Linked DNA regions of Homo sapiens: region 2 is linked to region 1. A link is an interaction called in ENCODE POLR2A ChIA-PET data of the cell type or tissue named here. Cell type or tissue: OCI-LY7. All regions are shown on one strand.

Region 1 (4,000 bases):
TCTATCTGAATGGGGAGGTCGCATGGCAGACAGTGCATGTCTGGGTGAGATCCCCACTCTCCCTGGGCTAGCTGTGCCCCTAGACATTTATATTATTCCATTTGTGACCCTGTAAGATTTTCTACTAAATTTAACCTCTTTGAGCCTCAGTTTCCTCACTTACTTACAAAACATTAAATAGAAAAAAATGATAGTAGGCCAAGCACGGTGGCTCACGCCTGTAATCCTAGCACTTTGGGAGGCCGAGGCAGGTGGATTACCTGAGGTCGGGAGTTCAAGACTAGCCTGGCCAACATGGCGAAACCCTGTCTCTACTAAATAAACAAAACATTAGCCGGGTGCAGTGGCACGCACCTATAATCCCAGCTGCTCTGGAGGCTGAGGCAGGAGAATCGCTTGAACCCGGGAGGCAGAGGTTGTTGTGAGCCGAGATAACGCCACTGCACGCCAGCCTGGGCTACAGAGTCAGACTTCGTCTAAACAACAACAACAACAACAAAAACAAAAAACAAAAAGAAAAAAGAAAAGAAAAAAATGATGGTAAAAATCTCAGGCGCTTTTTGGAAGTGTTAAATGAGCTAATGCATAAAAAGATTACAGTGCTTGGCAAAACAGCATTCCAATACAGGTAGATTATTAACCCCTGTCCCCCAGGGCTTCACACCTGTTCAAGGTGACCACTAACTGACCTTACATTAGCTTATAAAATACTCTATGATCTGACCTTACCTCTGTGGCTTCATTCTTCCACACACCCTCTCCAAACTCAATACTCCAGACATGTTGACTGCTTGCAGTTCCAAGGAAGCAGTCAAGTTTTATACGGCTCCTGCAGTCTTTGCGTATGTTGTGCTGTTCCCTGTGCCTGGAGCTCTCTTCCCCTCCGACTAACTCCTGGTCTCAGCTTGGATATCACTGGGTCCAGAAAGGTCTTTTCTCCCCAGGTCTGGGCAGAGGAGCCTCCTTTGCAATTCCCTGGTGTCTGCACTTCTCATCATCACGCTTCTGACACTGCGTGTTCATTGCCTTGCTGTCTGTCTGAATTGCTCTCCCAACTGGGATCGCTGTGAGGCAAGGGATGCTGTTTTGTAGACGCTGAGTCTCCAGAATCCAGCACAGCTCCTGACATCATCCTATAGAGATTCCGTAATTCTTGTCCAGTTAAGGACGAACTGTACGAAGTGCTTAGCACTAATATGGAAAAGGACTCTCTTTTTATCTTCCTTCCCAGGTAACCATGTTTTATTCTTTCCATTTGAGTAGGTAGTACTTGCAAATGGAACACAATTTAAAAGTGATCAAAGGATATGTGGAAAAGAGTAGTAGCAATTTTCCTTCCTGGAGGTCACTACATTTCTGGTTCGCCCGCAACCTTCCAGAGACAGTCCAACTGTGCATTTTATTTTTATTTTTATTTATTTATTTGAGATGGAGTCTCACTCTGTCACCCAGGCCGGAGTGCAGTGGTACGATCTCAGCTCCCTGCAAACTCTGCCTCTTAAGTTCAAGTGATTCTCGTGCCTCAGCCTCCTGAGTAGCTGGGATTACAGGTGCATGCCACCACGCCCAGCTAATTTTTGTGTTTTTAGTAGAGACGGGGTTTTGCCATGTTGGCCAGGCTGGTCTCTAACTCCTGGCCTCAAGGGATCCATCGCCTAGGCCTCCCAGAATCCTGGGATTACAGGCGTGAGCCACCATGCCTAGCCCCAACTATGCATTTTAAATGGAGCTTTCGTGATCTAGCGACTGGACTCTCCTAAGCACTACCCCACTGTCAGGTCTCCAGTCTGGGCAATCAGCAAAAGTCCTCCCTATTGCCCAAATCCCACCTTCGCTAGTCAAAAATAATAATAATTCACTGGGGCAGGAAATAAACTTTCAACTCTCCCTAAAGGGCAGCAGGGTAGGAAGTGGCAGGCAACAGAGATGAAGGCAAGGGGGAAGTCTTGTAGATCCCAGCACGCCCACCCTCAAGTGTCCTAGACTGTCTACACATACACACACACAGAGAGAGAGAGAGTGTGTGTGTAAAAGCAGAAGCTGTAGGAAGAAGATGCTCTAGGGGGACACCCCACCCCAACTTTCTTCTTTTTGAGAGGGAGTCTCACTCTGTCACCCAGGCTGGAGTGGTGCAATGGCACAATCTCGGCTCATTGCAACCTCCACCTCCTGGGTCAAGTGATTCTCCTGCCTCAGCCTCCTGAGTAGCTGGGATTACAGGCGCCCGCCACCACGCCCAGCAAGTGTTTATATTTTTAGTAGAGACAGGGTTTCACCATGTTGGCCAGGCAAAACTCCCCTGCAAAGCTCCCCTTCCCCCGTCACTACCTTGAGAAATCAAAGGGGAGCGTCAGGCCCAGCTTCGGGCTTCCTGCTCCCTCCCCAATGAGGGGAAGAGAACTTCAATGCTGAGTCATTTCCCATCGGGTTGGGCTTTACCTGGGAGTTTGAGTCACCATGCAGGTGTCGGGAGGGAGAGGTGCTGCCCAGCATGACACATCTGCCTGTTCAGGAAGGAGGTTAGCCACTTGGGGTAAGGCACTGAGGGTTCCAGGGACCACTCCATGTCTGACCCTGGGGCTAAGAACCCCTACTGCTCTGTGAGGGGTTTTACAGTCCCAGGCCAAAACCAAGGACTTAGGGGTGAAAATTAAGAGCCAGGGCTCCTTTGCTTGTCTAACACCTCTTCCCTTCGCTCTGCTTTCTCCCCTCCAACCCGCAGGCACCCAGCCATCCTGGGTGCATCTCCCAGCATCTCAGCTGGCGAAAACACAACCTTCCTGACAGGGCTTAGGTAAAGGCCCCACAGCTCCAGACACAATAAACAACGTCATTTCCCTTCTCCCCTCTGAGTTGGGAAGAAAATCCTAGACCTGAGGAGCACCAATGAGAGTCTGATCCCAAGGCAGCTTCAGGGGCTGCCCAAACCTTTTAGCCACACCAGGGGCTTCCTGGAGCTGAACAGCCCAACCCCAGGAGGCTGGACTCTAGATGGGGGATCCCCACCCGACTTTCTTTCTTTTTTTTGAGACAGAGTCTCGCTCTGTCACCCAGGCTGGAGTGGTGCAATGGCACAATCTCTGCTAACTGCAACCTCCACCTCCTGGTTCAAGCGATTCTCTTGCCTCAGCCTCCCAGGTAGCTGGGACTACAGGTGCCTGCCACCACGCCAAGCAAATTTTTGTATTTTTAGTAGAGACGGGGTTTCATCATGTTGGCCAGGCTGATCTCAAACTCCTGAGCTCAAGTGATCTACCCACCTTGGCTGCCCAAAGTGCTGGGATTACAGGTGTGGGCGAAAGATTACCTAGGTGCTGAGGCAAGAGACTGAAGGCACAAACTGTTTCAGTATAATAAAGAAAATAGTTAGAATAAGAATAGTCATAATACAAATTAGATATAGAGATGATCATGGACAATTATCAATCATTATTATAAACATTATTAATCATCAGCTTTTACTATTACTCTTTGTTGCATTACTAATATAACCTAGGAATAACCGGTGGGTATAGGGTCAGGTGCTGAAGGGACATTGTGAGAAGTGGCCTAGAAGGCAAGAGGTGAGCCTTCTGTCACGCCCGCATAAGGGCTGCTTGAGGGCTCGTTGTTCAAGTGGTAACACCAGTGTCTGGGAAGGCACCCGTTACTTAGCAGACTGCAAAAGGGAGTCTCCTTTCCTTGGAGGAGTCAGGGAACACTCTGCTCCACCAGCTTCTTGTGGAAGGCTGGATATTATCCAGGCCTGCCTTCAGTCATCCGGAGGCCTAAACCCCTCCCTGTGGTGCTGTGCTTCAATGGTCACACTCCTTGTCCACTTTCATGCTCCTCCCGTACTCCTGGTTCCTCTTTGAAGTTCCTAGTAGATAGTGGTAGAAGAAATAGTGAAAATCTTAAAGTCTTTGATCTTTCTTATAAGTGCAGAGAAGAAAATGCTGACGTATACTGCCTTCTCTCTCTGCTTCGGCTACCTAAAAGGGAAGGGCCCCCTATCTTGTAA
Region 2 (4,000 bases), 300 kb before region 1:
GCTTCACAGGATTTTTTTCTATTAGCTTTACAGATATCCAGTTCTTAGCTCATTCTTACCAAAAAAAAAAAAAAAAAAGATTCTTTTAACAGGGTCTCATTCTGTCACCCAGGCTGGAGCACAGTGGCACGGATCATAGCTCACTGCAGCCTGGACCTCCTGGTCTCAAGCAATCCTCCCACCTCAGTCTCCCAAGTAGCTGGGACTACAGGCAGGCACCACCACATCCGGCTACTTTTGTTAACTTTTTGTAGAGACAAGAGTCTCACTATATTGTCCAGGCTGGTCTCCAACTCGTAGACTCAAGCAATCCTCCTGCCTCAGCCTCCCAAAGTGCTGGGATTATAGGCACAAGCCCAGTCTATGATCTTGATGATTTCAAAGAACTGCTAAGTCACAGCATTAACAATTAATTTAAGAGCATACCAGACCGGGCGCGGTGGCTCACGCCCGTAATCCCAGCACTTTGGGAGGCCAAGACGGGCAGATCACGAGGTCAGGAGATCAAGACCATCCTGGCTAACACGGCAAAACCCTTTCTCTACTAGGAATACAAAAAATTAGCCGGGCGTGGTGGTGGGCGCCTGTAGTCCCAGCTACTCTGGAGGCTGAGGCAGGAGAATGGCGTGAACCCAGGAGGCGGAGCTTGCAGTGAGCCGAGATCACGCCACTGCACTCCAGCCTGGGCGACAGAGCGAGACTCCATCTCACCAAAAAAAAAAAAAAAAAAAAAGCATACCAGATGTTATTGTCTCTAACTTCCCTGACATATCCCTACACATTCCATTTAAATACTTATAACTTTCCTGCTGGTTTGGAAATTGACCTATTCACTAAGAAATTACATTTTTACACTGCACCAAAGATCATATCCTGAGCACGTCCTAATACCCTTGAAGGTTCATGCCTATTGCATAATTTATTTATTTTCTTCCATCTCATCATAATCGTAAATTGGCAAGCATTTAAATATCACAATATAATTAACTTTTATAAGACAACATTTAAAAATTTAAGGGGTTATTCTGACAAAATAATTTAATTTTTGACATTAAAAAATCATAATGGAATTCATTCACTATCAGAAGGGAAAATACACTTCATATTTAGAACAGTATACACTGCTTACAAAAGTTCACTGTTTACCTTGGTAGCTATCTTAAAAAGCCAAGTAAATAAATGTGAATCCCTTTTAAAGAGATTTTCCCCTTGCCTTATAGCAAACAAAAAAAAAATCTTCAGATACCAGGTTACTCTGTGTTAAGTAGTATGGATACTTCTGAATTTATTTATATTTGCATTTGGAATTCACCCCTAACTCCAGACAACTTTTAACTTTCCTTACCTAAATCTATATGATCAGATCTCATAATCCAAGGTAATACAAAATTTATATATTCATAAAATAGATATTCATGGAAACAAAATGGTTCTATTTTCAATAACTGCAGATGTGTCCAAAGATTTTGAAAAGCCACTATTGGAGAGTAAGATTCCATTTATAAATAAAATCAGTATCTTTTACTTTTTCTTAAACCGCTTTATTGAAGTATAATTGACATATAAAAAGCTGCACACTATCTTTTCTTTAATGCCTAGCACAATGGAAAGTAGGTGAAAAAATACTTAGTAAAATAGTGATGTTTTCCTAATTTATTTTAAATTATTCCATTTACAAAACTAAAACTGAAAAAAACTAGAAAGCTAATGAAACCAGTTGATTACTGGATCATGTATAGAACAAACTATAAATCCTATAGTTTTAGATAAATCACATCACAACTTGAATTGCTCAGCTTTCTCTACTTAAAATCATCCCCCAAGGTCTTCAGTATGTAGAATAATGAAAAACAGGAAGTTGAGAAAAACCACTTTGCTTAGAAAAACAAGTGTCACTGCTGACCAATATTTCCCTGTTTTCCCATGCCAATCTTCCTCAGACAGAGAAACAAGTATACTCGTGAAGCATCAGTGACTAAGTGTATATGAAATCTGAATCACAAAATTTCAGGAACTAAAAATGTTTTAATGAAAACATACTTAATATTCATTAATATCAAGATAATTAGAACTATCATTGTACTCTCTTATTGGTATTCTTTTTTTATTTTTTTAAAGGCAAGGTCTCACTCTGCTGTCCAGTCCAGAGCTCAGTGGAATGATCATGGTTCACTGCAGCCTTGATCTCCTAGGCCCAAGAGATCTACCTGCCTCAGCTTCCTGAGCAGCTGGGACTGCAGGCACACACCACCTCATCAGGCTAATTTTTTTTTCTTTTTTTTGAGACAGAGTCTCGCCCTGTCACCCAGGCTGGAGTGCAGTAGCGTGATCTTGGCTCACTGCAACTTTTCCTCCCAGATTCAAGCAATTCTCCTGCCTCAGCCTCCTGAGTAGCTGGGATTACAGGCACCCACAACCATGCCTGGCTAATTTTTGTATTTTTAGTAGAGACAGGGTTTCACCATCTTGGCCAGGCTGGTCTTGAACTCCTGACCTCAGGTGATCCACCCACCTCGGCCTCCCAAAGTGCTGGGATTACAGGCGTGAGCCACCGTGCCCGGCCTTTTTTAAGTTTTTCGTAGAGATGGGGTCTCACTATGTTTCCCAGGCTGGTCTTGTACTGCTGGCCTCAAGCAATCCTTCCACCTCAGCCTCTCAAAGTGTTGGGATTACACATGTGAACCACCATGCCAGGCCACTCTTTATTTATTAATATCAAGATAATTAGAGCTATCACTGTACTCTCTTATTGGTACTCTTATAGAATTAGGGTTAATTTTCAAAGAGCAGGTCAATGTGATGGTGCCAACACATTTTTACAATTTTATAATTAATCAAGCTTTAACAGACTGAAATTAAGAAGTTGTAATAATGTTTTATGAGAATAAAGCATGGAATTACTGATTAGATAAAATTTTGTTTTATATCCATATCTCTTATATTGTTTAAAGCTTAGTCTTGAACACAAAAAGATTTTTTTGTTTTTAATACAGCAGGTGAGTTGTTATACACTCCTTAGCAGACTCTGACTTCCATGACCACCACCCTACCAAGATTTTGGCTATTTGAGTTGCAAAGACACAAATGAGATTATTTATAAACAGCTTTCATAATTCATGAAATTCATTAATTCAATAACTGTTTTAATTTTTTAAAATTAATACTCTGCTTTTATGGTGCCATATTCAACTGAAAGTTTTCTTTGGTATGTAGGTCAAAAACTACAAGGAAGAGAGCCAGCAGCCAAAAATATCAAGACCATCAATAATGACAAATCAAACAAGTGGCAATACTTAGCAATAATAGAACAAATAAACAACAGAATGTTAATCTGCAAAAATGAAAAGGAATTAACTGATATATGCAACAACACTGATGAATTTCAAAAACACAGGGAGTGACAGAAGCCTTATACAAAATAGGACATATATATGACTCAGTTTATAAGAAATTTTAGAACAGGTGAAACTAAAAAAAAAAAACTTTGAAATATAAAACTCTAGTTAATGGTATATGTGTTGAAATATTTAGAGAGAAGCATATTGATGTCTACAATTTACTTCGAAATGCATCCAAAAAACAGATGAAGTAATGCACGAACAGAAGAATAAATAGATAAAACAAGTGCAGTAATATGTTAATGATAAAACCTTGGTGGTAAATATATGGGTGAACACATAACATATGTTTAAAACTTTTCGTAATAAAATGTAGGGGCTGGGCACGGTGGCTCAAGCCTGTGATAATCCCAGCACTTTGGGAGGCTGAGGTGGGTGGATCGCTTGAGGTCAGGAATTCAAGACCAGCCTGGCCAACATGGCGAAACCCCATCTCTACTAAAATATAAAAATTAGCTGGGCATGGTGGCGGGTGCCTGTAATCCCTGCTACTCAGGACGCTGAGGCAGGAGAATCGCTTGAACCCAGGAAGCAGAGGTTGCAGTGAGCCAAGATCATGCCACCACACTCCAGCCTAGGTGACGGAGCAAGAGTCTGTCTCA

The links. Peaks named below come from ENCODE experiments on the same cell type or tissue, not always from the same donor. Only the 100,000 strongest peaks of a DNase experiment are listed, where the experiment ranks them.
Region 2: POLR2A ChIA-PET joins it to region 1 with 5 read pairs; 1 of 35 experiments calls an interaction of 5 or more read pairs at or near these places.

What each region holds. Positions count from the first base shown.
Region 1 is chr10:73,930,938-73,934,937 of GRCh38, reverse strand. No RefSeq gene overlaps it. Among named protein-coding and RNA genes, the nearest start is that of C10orf55, 10 kb to the right of the region's middle. RefSeq lists enhancers at 2,504-2,553, 1,788-2,987 and silencers at 2,694-2,743, 2,864-2,923. In OCI-LY7, no CTCF peak of the experiment used is centred here; a DNase peak (open chromatin) is centred at 2,437.
Region 2 is chr10:74,226,125-74,230,124 of GRCh38, reverse strand. The region is part of intron 3 of ADK (adenosine kinase); the gene reads right to left. LOC124902456 (a long non-coding RNA gene) reads right to left here and starts at 59. Exons shown (of 2, transcript XR_007062198.1): 1 at 1-59. RefSeq lists an enhancer at 2,139-2,188. In OCI-LY7, no CTCF peak of the experiment used is centred here; DNase peaks (open chromatin) are centred at 1,854 and 2,224; H3K27ac peaks cover 930 bases.